Linked DNA regions of Homo sapiens: all the other regions are linked to region 2. A link is an interaction called in ENCODE POLR2A ChIA-PET data of the cell type or tissue named here. Cell type or tissue: MCF 10A. All regions are shown on one strand.

What was found. ChIA-PET counts read pairs that join two places held together with the same protein. Peaks named below come from ENCODE experiments on the same cell type or tissue, not always from the same donor. Only the 100,000 strongest peaks of a DNase experiment are listed, where the experiment ranks them.
Region 1: POLR2A ChIA-PET joins it to region 2 with 6 read pairs; 1 of 35 experiments calls an interaction of 5 or more read pairs at or near these places.
Region 3: POLR2A ChIA-PET joins it to region 2 with 11 read pairs; 1 of 35 experiments calls an interaction of 5 or more read pairs at or near these places.

Annotation. Positions count from the first base shown.
Region 1 is chr18:57,904,605-57,909,604 of GRCh38, forward strand. No RefSeq gene overlaps it. Among named protein-coding and RNA genes, the nearest start is that of LINC01897, 55 kb to the right of the region's middle. In MCF 10A, no CTCF peak of the experiment used is centred here; DNase peaks (open chromatin) are centred at 2,407 and 3,147.
Region 2 is chr18:57,978,707-57,983,706 of GRCh38, forward strand. No RefSeq gene overlaps it. Among named protein-coding and RNA genes, the nearest start is that of LINC01897, 20 kb to the left of the region's middle. In MCF 10A, no CTCF peak of the experiment used is centred here; a DNase peak (open chromatin) is centred at 2,055.
Region 3 is chr18:57,923,790-57,928,789 of GRCh38, forward strand. No RefSeq gene overlaps it. Among named protein-coding and RNA genes, the nearest start is that of LINC01897, 35 kb to the right of the region's middle. In MCF 10A, no CTCF peak of the experiment used is centred here; a DNase peak (open chromatin) is centred at 2,142.

The DNA.
Region 1 (5,000 bases), 74 kb before region 2:
TGGCTTACACAAATAAGTAGGAGGAAAGAGAAAAATTTCTCTTATATTAGTAGCACTCAATTCTCTAAGCTCCTTCCAAGGTATCTGCCAAAAATCATATTTTCCATCTGTCAGTTGACAGCTCAATTAAGTACTCCTTCAATTTTGCTCAAGGCAAGGAACTAGAAACCATTTGACTTGCAGAAGGATTTGTTACTCAGTCATTAGAACCACTAATTTCTCTTACTCTCTAGGAAGTACACCAAAAAGCTTTACCAAGACTTACCAAGTGATTCTTAATTATAAGTTTCTTTGGAAGCATATTTTCATACCTGGTATATTCAGAAAAGGTTGAAAAGCCTGAAATATCATTAATTTCAATTCTTGTTTATCAACGTAATTTAAAAATCTATACTTTTTAAACTACGTGCTTTGTGGGCTCGCCCCACCCTGCCCCCCAGTTTCAGTCATTCAACATACAGAAAATGTCTGCCGTGTAATCAAAATAGCAAGGCCAGGTCTCACTGTCAAAACAGGCTTACTTTCTGTTAGAAAATGTCCAGCTTTGCCAGGCACAGTTGCTCATCTCTGTAGTCCCAGCACTTTGGGAGGTTGAAGTGAGCTGATTGTTTGAGCCCAGGAGTTTGAGACCAGCCTGGGCAACATAGTAAGACCCCATTTCTTTCTTTCTTTCTTTCTTTTTTTTTTTTTGAGACAGAATCTTGCTGTGTCACTCAGGCTGGTGTGCAGTGGCACAATCTTGGTTCACTGCAAGTTCCACTTCCTGGGTTCAAGCAATTCTCCTGCCTCTGCCTCCAAGTAGCTAGGATTACAGGCACCTGCCACCACACCCAGCTAATTTTTGTATTTTTAGTAGGGACGGGGTTTCACCATGTTGGCCAGTCTGGTCTCCAACTCCTGACCTCGTGATCTGCCCACCTCGGCCTCCCAATTTCTACAAAAATAACATTTAGCCAGGTGTGGTGGTGTGTGCTTGTAGTCCCAGCTACTCAGGAGGCTGAGGTGGGAGGATCCCTTGAGCCCAGGAGGTCAAGGCTGTAGTGAGCTGAGATCTTGCCACTGCACTCCAGCCTGGGTGACAAAGTGAGACCCTGTCTCAAAAAAGAAAAAAAAAATGTTCAACTTTATTTTTTAATGCAAATCTTTCTGTTGACTTGCGTCCTCCATGATGGCATCCTTGCATTCCTGACTGAGACATGGACAGCTGGGCCATGGAGCTCCACCCACCATGAATGTCTGGGTGACAATGTAATGGGGTCCAGGTGAAGAAAGGCTCAGCTCTGTCAGGGCATCTGCTTTGTGCCCATGGGCTCCACCTTAGGAGGGCTGCCATCTTTGACAGCCAGGGCAGGGGGTGGCTTATGGTGGAAGAAGGGACCCGTGTTTGGGTGGGTTCTCCAAGAAACAGACCCACGATGAGCTTACACATGCAGAGACTTGGCATGCAAAGATTTTGTTAGAGGAATCAAGGATGAGAGAAAGCAAAGGTGGGGTGGTGGTGCTGAGGAAGGCCGGGACCGGTCAGATGGCAGTGTGAGTGCGAGGCTGCATGAAGGAGAGAGGGTGGAAGCATCCCAGGCTGCTGTGCACCCTCAGGAAGTTTCAGCAAGGCCACCAGGGAATTCGCGAGTCAAGTCTGGCCATCGGAGGAGTCCCGAGTCTCCCAGGAGCAGATCTGCCTCAGTTTCCCAGTCGCATTCAGTGGTTGGCTGAGAGCAGCTCACGGTGATGGAATCATGCACATTTGTGCCAGTGGATTTCAGAAGGCAGGAACTGGGGCCCCTGAGTCAATTTAGCCCCCTGGAGCTGGAATTCTGTGAGGAGCCTTCTCATGGCCACTCCAGGAAATGTTTGAATGAAACTTGTCACCACTTCTGCCACCCTGGTCTTTAACAGATGTGAAACAAGAGCATGACGACATGGACAAAACACCGTGGTTTGTCCATTAGCCACAATGTACTTAAGATGGAACCAATCATGGGCTCGTAGTATCTTGATTAAAGAAGGCTAATGCCAATGTTTCACATTGTTATTGTTTGGCACCTGGGATGTTTTTAACACCCCTGGGGCAATGTTCATACTCAGACGCTGGAGAGGTGAAAGGGATCTCTTCATTTTGCACGGTGGGACAGGAGAGATTATAAATGGGCAGAAGGGAAAGGACTCCTTGTACATAAACTAGGACATCCCTGTGTAGAGGTTCCCATGGACATCCCCGAGGGGCAGTGTCAGTTTGGGTCAGTCTACTTCTTAAGAAGCAGACACTAAGATGGAATTAGACACGCAAGAGATTGATTGACTGGGGGACACATCTGTGAAAGGTAAAGAGAACGCCTTCAGAGTACAGCTCAGACCTGATACCTGTGGGAGGAGTGAGGGGAGGAAGGAGGCCTGGGGAGGAGCAATCTCAGGGAAGCCCAGCAGATGGAGATCTTCAAGGCAAAGGAGCATTCACTCTGCTCAGTGATGGACTGGGAGCAGCTTGAGGAGTGCAGTGGGGGTGCTGGGGGCTCCCTGTGAGGGCTGAAACAGATCAGAATATGCAGAACGCAGTGCACCAGTTTCTCTCTATGCGGCAGGTTGCCTTGAAGGGAGATCAGAGCAGCGTACTTTGTAGCTGCACAGTATTCCCTCTTGGGGACATCTCTTTCCTCCCATTGCCTCCTTCTCCCTCTCCCCACACTGTGTAGCTCCTTAGTCTCTTCTCCTTCAGGCCTCAGCATCCCCTCTCCCTGGTCTGTCCGACTCTCCCCCACCTCAGTCTCCATTTGTGTCATGAAAAATCTATGGGCCCCATCCAGGTGCACAAAAGTCACAGCCAGGCTCTCTCCTGCCCACTCTGCTGTGGAGGTGGAGGGGAGAGCCCTGAGCCCTGAGGATGGAGGCATGGAGAAAAGAAATTAGGATGGTCTTGACTCAAAGTGACAGCTCACTTTTCTTTTCTCTTTCTGATTTTCCTTTGTCAGCCTTGGACATCTGAAAATAAACTGGTCCTCTGGCACCATGAGGGTTAATCTCTGCCATTAACTTCCCCTGGCCTGCAAGAGATGTCCTTCCTGCAGGCACAACAGTGGGACAACATGTTGCTAATAGAGAGTCAGTAACCTGAATTGCATTACAAAACAGCTCCGGTAAATTAGCCTTGGGAAGTGCCCTGCCCACTTGCTGGGTATATTTTTGCTTGTATGTAGCAGGCAGAAGAGGGAAGGGCTGTCCAGCTCCCAAGCAACTCCCGAAACTCTGTCTTCCATTCGGAAGGCTGGACTTTGCATCACTCAACTTTGTTTCTTTTCACACATTCCCGATTCTAACCCTAAATAGATTTAATACAAAATAAACCCCACCCCAGATTAAAATAGTATATTATTTGTGCTTTATATGAGTCTCAGAAATTACTTTCAATAATCTCTGTATAAAGTTTTAAAACCCTAAACTAGAGTTAAACTTGTGGAAAAGAAAGGAAGAAGTGAATGGTTAACACCAATTCACAGTAGGTATTTTACTTTGTAATAATACTGCTGAATTTCTTTCTTTACAAAAAAAAGCATGCATTTATAATCCTTGATGATCACAACAACCCCTTGATAATAAAATTAAGTTTATGACATGCATTACTGAAAACTTTAAAATGAGGCATCTAGAGCCCAGAGTGATTAAGCAACTTACTCAAGGTCACACAGGAAGTGATTAGGAAAGCTGGAACAACTCTTTGGCCTTTTGGATCAGACCTCTATGCTGAAAAAGAATCCTGAGTTTCAAGTCTGGAAGATGAGGAAGGAAGCCGTGATGTTTGGAGACAGAGTGTGCCTTCTATAGCTCAAGATAAAATTCTGTTATAGGAAGAAGCTCAGATTTCTTAAATACCAAGATTTGATCCCAAGTCAATGACCAATAAAAGCTTATTATCTGCAACCATGTCAGACTCTGGCCCAAGAGTTTAATCTTTCTAATCACATATTCTATACATTATTCGAGAAAGAAAGGTCCGGAAAAGCATCCCTAAAGACTCAAATATTCCAAGGAGCAAAAAATATAGATAAGACAAAGCTCCAAAGACTCCTAACAGTGGAAATAGCTGTCAGATGTTATAGAGAAGGGAGCTGATGGGTTCCCACATGCTATTAACAAACCATGAAGAAGTCCCTTAGCCTTTGGACCTGGAGTTCTCAACCCTGGCTGCACATTAGAATCACCTGGGAAGCTTCTGAAACTCCCAATACCCAAGACATACCCAGGACCATTTATATCAGAATCTTCCAGCGATGGAAGCCTGGTGTTGGGAAGTCTTTAAGGCTCCCCAGCTGACTCCAATGTGTAGCCAAGGTTAAGAACCATGGCTCTAGGACCTAACACATAAGTTGAATGAATAGACGGATGAATGAATATCAGCAACAGAATTGAAAAAAGAAGAAACAATTAAGAAACTAAATTTGATGTTATTTACTCAGATGGAAGACCCTGAGGTCCTCACTCAAAATGCGTATGCTGTTCACGCAGAAGCAGTTCTATGAAGTTTGGATGTCAAGATTCTCAGCTCACAACAGGGATGAGAAGAGAAGATGGTTCTCTGTGGAGCAGAGTCACCAACAATAGCAGGAAGGACAAATGTGACAGCCTGAAAGACAAGTAAGAAATGCAAATCCTACTTCTATGGTTGAATGTGTCCCCCTAAATTCATGTGTTGGCAACTGAATCCCCAATGCTAGTTTTGAGAGGTGGGTGGTGTTAATCACCTTTAAGAGGTGATTAGGTCATGAGGCTCTGCCCTTATAAATGGATTAATGTCGTTAGGGTGGGAGAGGGTTAGTTATCGCAAGAGTGGGTTCCTGATAAAAAAGGATGAATTTGGCATCCTTCCCCTTTCTCTTTCTCACATGTACTCTATTGTCCTTCCACCTTCCACCATGGGATGACCAGTAAGGCCCTCACTAGATTGTAGCCACCTTGACCTGGGACTTCCCAGCCTCCAGAATGTAAGAGATAAATCTTTGTTCTTTATA
Region 2 (5,000 bases):
GGTTTCACCATGTCGGCCAGGATGGTCTCCATCTCCTGACCTTGTGATCCACCCACCTCGGCCTCCCAAAGTGCTAGGATTACAGGCGTGGGCCACTGTACCCAGTCACTTCTCTTATCTATAAAATAAGAGAATTCTACTGGATGCCTTTTCCAGTGGCTTCCAGCCCTGACCTTATCAGGGTCTGTAATCACAAGATCACTGGGGTTAAGCATTCCAGACCCCTGTTTACCACTAACCATCCAGCATTAGATCACTTGCCAGTGTTCACCACGGAAGCTGGATTGGTGGCTCATTCTTCTAATCCCAGCTACTCAGGAGGCTGAGGCAGGAGGATCACTTGATCCTAGGAGTTTGAAGCTGCAGTGAGCTATGATCATAAATGTCACCCTCCAGCCTGGGTAACAGAAACAGTATTCAGCACTGGCTCACTCATCTTCACCGTGGAAGATGACACTACCCTGTCCCTTCCCAAAGGACCAAAGTTAAGCACTGGAAAGATCCTTTTTCCTTATGACAGGCAAAGTGCTCAGGGAATATAGTGGGGTTTGAGCTTGGTTCTACCCCCAGAATTGCCACTGTTCTCCCAAGTGCCAATGACTTCTGATACTCTGCACATTTAATTTCCATAAAGGGAAGGGAATCACAGACAAGCTAAATGTATTTTAGCGTGTAATCCCAGTTTAAGTTAGTTAAACGGCAACTGAGCTATAAAATTTGCTGAAATCATTTTTTATATATATATATATATATATATATATATATTTTTTTTTTTTTTTAGACAGATTCTCACTCTGTTGCTCAGGTTGGAGTGCAGTGGCACGATCACAGCTCACTGCCACCTCCACCTACCATGCTCAAGTGATCCTCCCACCTCAGCCTCCTGAGTAGCTGGGACTACAGGTGAGTGCCACCAATTCCAGCTAGTTTGTCTTTTTCTGTATTTTTTGTAGCAACAGGGTTTCACCATGTTGCCCAGGTTGATCTTGAACTCCTGGAACTCCTGGGCTCAAGAGATTTGTCGGCCTTGGCCTGCCAAAGTGCTAGCATTACAGGTGAGAGCCACCACACCTGTCCACCAGAAATAATTTTTTAAAAACAGAATGTCAGGGACCAGTAGGACGAGTGGGAGTAAGAATAGGCGGATTGTATTGCTGCGGGTCCTCCCCACTTCCGGCAACATGAACTTCTTGAAGTGCCAGCTTCCTTATCCTTCCTTGAGGGATTTGGGCTTTGCTAGATTTTCATTTTCTCTCCTAGCAATTACCTTAAATATTTACAGAAACTCTTGGATCTGAGAAAAAAACTTAGGAATCAAATTTGTATTTGGTCTTGAAACCACTAAGTAATACAAAATGCAAATAGGAGTTAAGATTTGGAAACTGGCCTTTATAGAGCAGTTCAAAAAAGTCTTATGGGATTTACATTTTAAAAATGAGAATTTCTTATAAAATGAGAGAATAGTTGGGCACAGTGGCTCACACCTATCATCCCAGCACTTTGGGAAGCCAAAGGGGGGAGGATCACTTGAGCCCAGGTGTTCAAGACCAGCCTAAGCAACATAGACCCTGTCTCTATAATTTAAAAAAAAAAAAAAAAGAAAAATGAGAGAACATATACTTCTTCAACATGATTCATATTAATATATAAAGTTATCATTTTAATGTAATGTTATCTCCAAACAAATATCTCATATTTCATTCCAAGCAATATTAATAAGAATGTTTGCCTGCAAATATATATTGAAAAACCATTGACTGACAAAATATTGACAACACATAATACTTAATTAAGCCTGTAAGCTTGTTTGAGAATGTGTCATATTTCAAAACTGAACAGTTAGGCCAAGTCACCTGGTGAGTCTTTTGTTTCTTTAAAATTCAGCCATGATACAAGGGTTACCTACAGAATTTAGAGACAAACTCCAAAACTAACATGCTCATCATCCTAGGAACATTGTCATGTTTCAGCAAGAAGCAAACCCCTGGAACTCTTACACTAAACAAGCTTCTGGTGACAGGTGAAGCTGGGGTTTCTCTTTAGCCACTCCTACCATTATGGGACCTGCAAGTCCAGGCTTGTACTGGCGAATCTCATGTTACAATCACTATTCAAGAAGGTGGTTAGAAAAGAGCAGAGGGTATGGTTTTATCTAAGTAAAATTTATTCCTGCACAGGAACAAGCTCAGGTCCACCTAAGAAATGAAACAGCCATTTTTTTTCAACAGACTTCTTTTTTGTGTGAACTCAAACTAAGACAATCCTCTGTTCTTTCTTGTAGCCATCAAGCCAATTAATTAGAGCCAAAAAACTGATAAGAACTCTGTGTACTTTCTCTCCACTTGAAGGAAACCATACAAAAATATGTACAATCTCGTTCACTCAGACCAGCGTTGGGTAGAAATTTCTTTGCTCTATCTATACCAACAAGGTTTGCTAAGCAAACTAATAAGGTAAACAGCACAGAGGAAGGGGAGGGGGAAGAAATATTAACTACTAAGAGAAGCAACTTTTAACCACTTTAAAGCACGTTCAAACAATCTACTTCCTTAAGAAATCATTAGCACACCAATGTCTTTGTTCATTAAAGGAGATGAATTATGGAATTATTATTCTAATTACTAAAGAACTCTTCCCTTTACCAAAAATTTATGCAAAGTTCCTAGAGAGACATGACATTTGAATGGAATTCAAGTTATCAACTTTGAGCTACACACAATGGATGATGAATCTAGTTTAGATACTGAGTGACAGGCTCATGCATTTTAGATGAGATGGCAAATTGCCATTCGGGATATTAAAAAGCTTCTAGAAATGATACAATGTCTGGGATTTCCTTCAAAGTAATCTGGTGGGAAGGAGAGGTGGAAAGAAGGGGATATTTAAAGATAAATAAGATTGGCCATGAGTTGATCAACACTGAAGCTGATGATGAATACTTGAGGGCTCATTATACTATACTCTATATTTCTAAAAATTGTCCACAAGAAAACATTTAGAAATTTAGAAATGAAAGAATGAAAGAAAGAAAGAAAGAAAAAGAAAAGAAGGAAGGAAGAAAGCAAAAGAAAGAAAGAAAGAAAAAGAAAGAAAGAAAGAAAGAGAAAGAAAGAAAGAAAAAGAAAGAAAGAGACTGAGAACCATGGCTCACGCCCGTAATCCCAGCACTTTGGGAAGCCAAGGTGGGAGGATCCCTTGAAGCCAAGAGTTTGAGACCAGCCTCAGCAATGTAGTGAGACCCTGTCTCTATCAAAAAAATAAATAAATAAAATTAAAAATTAGGCCAGTGTGGTGGTGTGCACCTTTAGTGCCAGCTAGTTGGGAGGCGAGGTAGAAGGATCACTTTTCCAGGCTGCAGTGAGCTGTGATTGTGCTATTGCTCTTCAGCCTGGGTGACAGAGCAAGACCTTGTCTCTAAAAAGGAAAGGAAAGAAAATAATCCACAGACGGCAAATAGACAAGTGGTCAGGAAACTGGTAGGGATTGCAGGGATGCAGACAGTGCTATGGCTGAAGGGAAAGCTCGGGGAAGAGGGAGTAGAAGGCCAGCAGGGCAGGTGTGGGCCTGTCTGGGGTCCTCTCCTTGTGTTGTGGCTTGCATTTTTGTCCCTCCATAGCAGCAGGAAGGAACAGAAAATGCCTGCCAGAGCCTGCCCTGGGTCCAATTCTGATGAAGGCAAAAGCTGCCTGCAGTGCTCCGAATATGCTCAGCCTCTGCCTCTACCTCCCCACCAGCAAGGCCGTGTTTTCCTCCACGCACACCTCGAGCACACCGCTTTATCAAACCCCATTCAGAAACACTCTGTGTTCCCAGCACTGATGTTTTTTAAAAATGGTGACAGTGACTTCCTCATTTGCATTTCGTGTTTATGACCTTCTCCTGTTGGCTTGACATATAGACGTGGGGCAGGGCAGGAGTGCAGATTAGAGCAGTGCTGATATTACAATGAGAGAGCAAAGACAGAAGAAGAGATCGCGTTCAGCTTCTGGCATTTAAAAGAGGATTTTGCCCAGGGATCTAGTGTGACAAGCCAGCTTTGTTGAGATTTAAAAGCTATGTAATCATGATTCACAGTTTCTTTTTATCTCCTCCCAGAGACTACCAAGAGCCAGGCCTGGCCACCTGCACTGTGGAGTTTTAGGTTAGAGATGGCCCCATCCAGCCCAGGGGAATGCAGGAGAACAAGGGAGCCAGGCGAATGCAGAGGGGAAGGCAGGCGCTCAGCTTCTCATCTTCCCTCCCTGCCCCCTCAAGGAGTCAGTTGGAGGCAGCTTTGGAAATACCTACAAATGTGCTAAAAAGCTGGAAGGCAGAGAGGCATCTGTCCTGCCTCCTGTCCATGGCTCTAGGCTGCCTCTCTCCACCAAGCTGGAGGTAGCTCCATCAAAGTGGAAGCAGCAGTACAATAGGACTAAGCCGATGGAGGAAGGATGGCGTTCCACGTGGTGAACCTGGAAGGTCCCACCTGAATCTGAGGCTTTAGGGAACTGAGAAGACAGCTGGCATGAGGCTCAGTGGCTGGCCATAGGCCTTGCAATGGCCAGGGGTGAGGGGACCTCCTAGCCAAGGGCAGGTGGAGGAGGCAGCAGAAACTCAGCCAGGTCCATGGTGAAGGTAAAAGGAGAAGTTAGGCTTGGCTGAAGCATAGGCATCAAGCAACCAGCCTGGATGAAGCTGAGACAGCAGTGGGTCAGTTCCTAGAGCTGTGATGGCCAGCAGACAGGCAGAAGCAGGGGAGCAAGGAGCAGAGGCTGGGGGAGTTGGGGGGTTCCACCCAGATCCACCTCCTTTCCCCAGCACCTCAAGGGTTTCTGATCCAAACACGAAGTACCTTCCTGGAAAGAAAAAGAAGGGAGAGGGAGGAGAGCAAGGGGGATGGAAGAGAAGACAAAGGAGGAAAGGGAAATGGAAGAGAGAAAGGAATGTTTCTGTGATGCTCATCATTTTTATATAAAGAAGCTGTTACAATTATTGCATCATACTTAGATCAACAGATTAAT
Region 3 (5,000 bases), 55 kb before region 2:
TCAGTGGCCCGTGGGGGAACGTCTGGGGGTGGGGCTGTGAGGCAGTGGCAGTGGCCTAGCAGATGGTCCCTCTCTGTGGATTTTGGCAGTGTTCTTGGCTGCTGGTGCTCCTTTTATTCTCAACCCATTTCCAAGCCATGCTCTTCAATGTTCCCATTAATTTCATACACCCTTTCCATACATCGTGTTTCCTACTTCAGTTTGCCAGAGTTGACTTGTGTTTGTTGTCACCAAGAAACCCGGACTCTGCTCCTTGTCAATTATGGTGTTTATTTTAATTTGTTTCTAAAACTAAGTATGAAGAATTGGTCAGGACCTGTATTTCTTTTTGTGTGTGTGTGAGACAGAGTCTCACTCTGTTGCCCAGGCTGGAGTGCAGTGGTACAATCTCAGCTCACTGCAACCTCCACCTCCCAGGTTCAAGTGATTCTCGTGCCTCAGCCTCCTGAGTAGCTGGGACTACAGGTTTGTGCCATCATGCCCCATTAATTTTTGTATTTTTAGTAGAGACGGGGTTTTGCCATTTTGGCCAGGCTGGTCTCGAACGCCTGACCTCAGGTGATCTACTCAGCCTCCCAAAGTGCTGGGATTACAGGTGTGAGCCACCGCGCCCAGCTGCAAATACCATTTTTATGGGAAAATAAGATGGGCCCCAAAGCACCTTGTTAAGGATCATAATCTGGCATAAACACAGCCCATTTGTGAACTGGAAGCACTTGTCTTCACTGCCTTTTGTCAATACTAAATCCCATTGTGTCTTCATGTTTTTTTACACAGCCCACATTTCGAGATTTACTCTTTAAAAAAAACCCAAACCTTGTGACATCTTTGTGTCCACATCCTTTGCCAAGAACTCTATGCTCATGTTCTTCACTTCTATAAACTTAGCTTCCTGACTCCGCTACCAGACCCTCGCCCAGGACTTTGAACATAGAACTCCTATTCTTTCCAGCCCATGATGATTTCTCAGAGAAACCATCAAATGCAGAACTGATCTCCTTCCACCAAGTGTCCTCCCCATCTGCATGCCAGGTCTTAGGCCTGACCTTGTCAGCCATGAACTAGTTTTGCCCAAGCCTAGCACAGCAGCATTGACCAAAGAGTCCTTTGTGTTCCAGAGCTTACAAGTCTATTACCAACCAAATATAGATGTTTCCTGTGTCCTCCAGGGAAAAGTTCTCCAAGTATTGCTTTTACACTAGGGTATATCTGGAAGAGCAAACATGCAAGAACAAAACATTCAGGAATATTCTGAAAAAAGGGTAATGGAAAGGACTTGCCCTACTAGCAATTACAATTTATTAGAAAGCAAACTCATATAAAAATATGGGTATTGTGGTAATAAACAGGCCAATGGAATAGAGCTTCAGAATGGGAATTAGAACCAGGAGGGAAAGATATCTTCTTTAATACATGGCATCAATGGACAGTTAACTAGCTATTTGGAGAAAAAATTTCAGCGGGCTCCAACATGGGAGGGTGATATGCTTGATGTAAAGATGCCAACAAATGTAGCCAAGGATATAAAGTTTCTTTAATGGCAGGGGATACTGAAAAGTGTCTGAAAATCATGCCCACACAAAGTGGATTGAGGGCGCCCAGGTGGAGGCTCCCAGGCCCCTGCACGTCCCATGAGAACACAGGTGCCTGGAATACCAATCTCCTAGTAAGAGAAGCGTGCACCCGCCTGTTCTTGGGGGACTTTGTGCCCTACCTGGACTCTCCTACCTGTTCTGGAGACCCTGGCTATGTGCCTAGTATTCATCAGGTCTAAGCAACTTGTTCAAAACAGCTCCAGGACTTTCTTAAATGTTTGCTGCAAGGCAAGGTAAATTGAAGCTCAACTTCTCAGGATGTGACTGTCTTCTGGCAGGACCAGGCCTCAGGCCTGCTGGAGAGTGCTTCCTCTATTCTCCTATCTCACCCCTTATATCAGAATATCTTCCAGCCAGACCAAAGATTTATATATATATAATGAATATTGGCAATAATAGTACTAATGTAGAGAAAGCTCTGAGAAAAGCATGAGTAACACTTCTGAAAAATGGGCAAAGGATATGAAAAATTCAAAGAGGGCAAAATACAAGTGCGAGTACATGCATGAAGAGATACTGTCATTCTCAAATGATTATGTAAATGCATTTCTAAACAGTGACTCAGCATGTTTCAATGATTAGATTGGCAAAGATTAAAAACATTGAGAATCTACAATGTTAGTGAGAGTGTGGTATGTAGAAATTCTTATTTACTTTTGGAGAATGTTAGTAAAGTTATCTTGAAGAGGAATTTGGTTGAAACTATCAGAAGTTTCAGGGTACATTGCTGGTAGGAATTAAAAAATGGTACAACCATTTTGGGAACTAGATACTTTCTTATAAAGTTAAATATACACCTACTGTATGAACCAACCAGTCATTACACTTATAGGTGCTCAAGGTCCATGGAAACAAATATCCACACAATACCATGTACAAAGATATTTGTAGCAGCTTTATTCACTGTAGCTTAAAACTGAAAACAACCCAGAAATCTGTCCACCAAAAAATGCATAAACAAATTGTGGCCTACCTATACTGTCCATTCCATCCACCGGATACTACTCATCAGTGAAAATGAAGGAAGTACTAATATGTACAACAACACATGAATCTCAAGGGAAGCCAGAAGCCAGAGCCCATGCTGGGTGTAGAACTCTTCTTTATAGAAGATCTAGAAAATGGGCCAGGCACACTGGCTCATACCTGTAATCCCAGTGCTTTAGGAGACCAGCCTGGGCAACATAGCAAGACCTCATCTCCACTATAAACTTAAAAAATTTAGCCAGGTGATTTGGCATGCACCTGTAGTCCCAGCTACTTGGGAGACTGAGGCGGGAGGATGGCTTGAGCCCAGGAAGTTAAGGCTACAGTGAGCCGTAATTGCACCACTGCACTCCAGCTTGGGCAACAGAGCAAGACCCTGCCTCATAAAAATAAAAATAAAAATCTAGAAAATGTAGGCCAATGTATAGTGGCAGAAAGCAGATCAGTGTTTGCCTGGAGCAGGATATAAATGGGGGGATAGACTACGAATGGAAAAGAAGAATGGAAATATTCTGTATGTTGATAATGCTAGTGGCCTTACAGGTGTATATATTAATATATATTCACAAATGTGTATACATAAACACAGGTATTATATATATGTTAAGACTCATTAAATTGTACATTTTATATAGGCCCATTTCTGTAAATTATATCTCAACAAAATTGATTTTATAATTACATCAAAAAGATACCTGTATTGCTATGTTTATTGCAGCACTGTTCACAATAGCAAAGAGATGGAATCAACCTAAGTGTCGATCAATGGATGATTGGATAAAGAAAATATGGTGCATATACACCCTGGAATACTACTCAGCCATAAAAAAGAATGAAATCATGTATTTTACAGCAACATGTGTGGAACTGAAGGCCATTATCTTACATGAAATATCTCAGAAATGGAAAGTCAAATACCACATGTTCTCACATATAAGTGGGAGCTAAATAATGTGTATATATGGACACAGAGTTTGGAATAATAGACATTGGAGACTTGAAAGGGTGGGAGGGTGGGAGGGGGTGAGGGATGAGAAATTACATAATGAATACAATGTAAATACACTATTCAGGTGATGGTTACACTAGAAGCCCAGATTTTACCACTATGCAATATATCCAGGTAACAAAATTGCACTTGTACCCCTCAATCTATACAAAATTTTTAAAAATGGAAAAAAATGATTTAAAAAGTTAAAGAATGCATTCTCTTTGATCCAGCGATTCCACTTCCAGGAATTTACCGTACATAGATATTCACACAACTGTGCAAATATGCAGGCATAAGGGTGTGCATTGCATGATAGTTTGTAGTTGTGCAACCATTGAAAATGGCCAAACTATCCACCAAGAGGGCAGTAGATAAACAACCAAAGGTGAAAGAGCTGCTATAGCCTGTCCTGTAAACTCCAAGAGGGCTGTGTCTCCAGACCTCACACAGTGCTGGGCATACTTTATGCAGGGATGTGGAAAGGGAGTCAAGGTATATTAGGTAAAAAAAAAAAATCAACTTTTAACTTTTAGGAATAGATGAACCCACTAGAATGGAACTATTTATGTTAGAGCCAGAATTAATTTGGTGTCTTTAGGATTATGTGAGAAGACTGAGGGTCTTGTAGGAAGACTTTGTTCTTGGGTGAGGCTGAGACATCCCTGGGAGAGTTGAAACAGGATGAGCTGCTGTTTGCTGCAGGGAGATCAAAGGAAGAGTTCAGATGCAGACAAGTGAGGGCTAAGTGTCCCGCCATAGAGGGGTTTAGTCCACTGCAGTGCCCTGTGACAGGGGCCTCAGAGAACCACAGCAACACAGGGCTGTCAGAAAGGGAAAAGGGTCCATGCCCTACTCACTGGGACCTGGGACCTGTGCAGGTGGAGCCAAACAAGGTTGGTTCAGGTGAAGGCAATGAGCACCAGGGGTTTGGCCTGCTTGGTTCCTATCCAGGTTGTCATCGGCTCCAGCAGGTCTCATCCAAGGGGCAGACCTCCAAGACCTCAGCATTTCAGCAGCAGTCGGAGAGGTGGGAAAGAGCAAAGGAAGCAAAAGCAGAACTAACATGCTGGATGAAGGAATCCATTTCCCAAGTCCCCAGGGTCAGAATGTCTTCATCTCTTGAGGGATAGATTCCCTGCAACAGAAACAGGACTGGGGCCAGACTCATCTCCCCTCTCTCCATCTCCCCTCTCTCCATCTCCCCTCTCTTCCCCATCTCCTCTTGATGGGAAAGGCCCAGGCTGAGTGCAGAGCAAGCAACGAATCATTGCATGATGAGGAAGGATGGTGCAGTCTCTTCCAGGCCTCGTGCTCTGGGCTTCCAGGCCTGGTCCTATAGTCATGAGGCTCTGGAACCGGGGAGGGGAGGAAGTCTGTATTTCAAAGTCCTCTGTGCCCTTCCTTTGCATGGAAGGTGACGGTTTGTG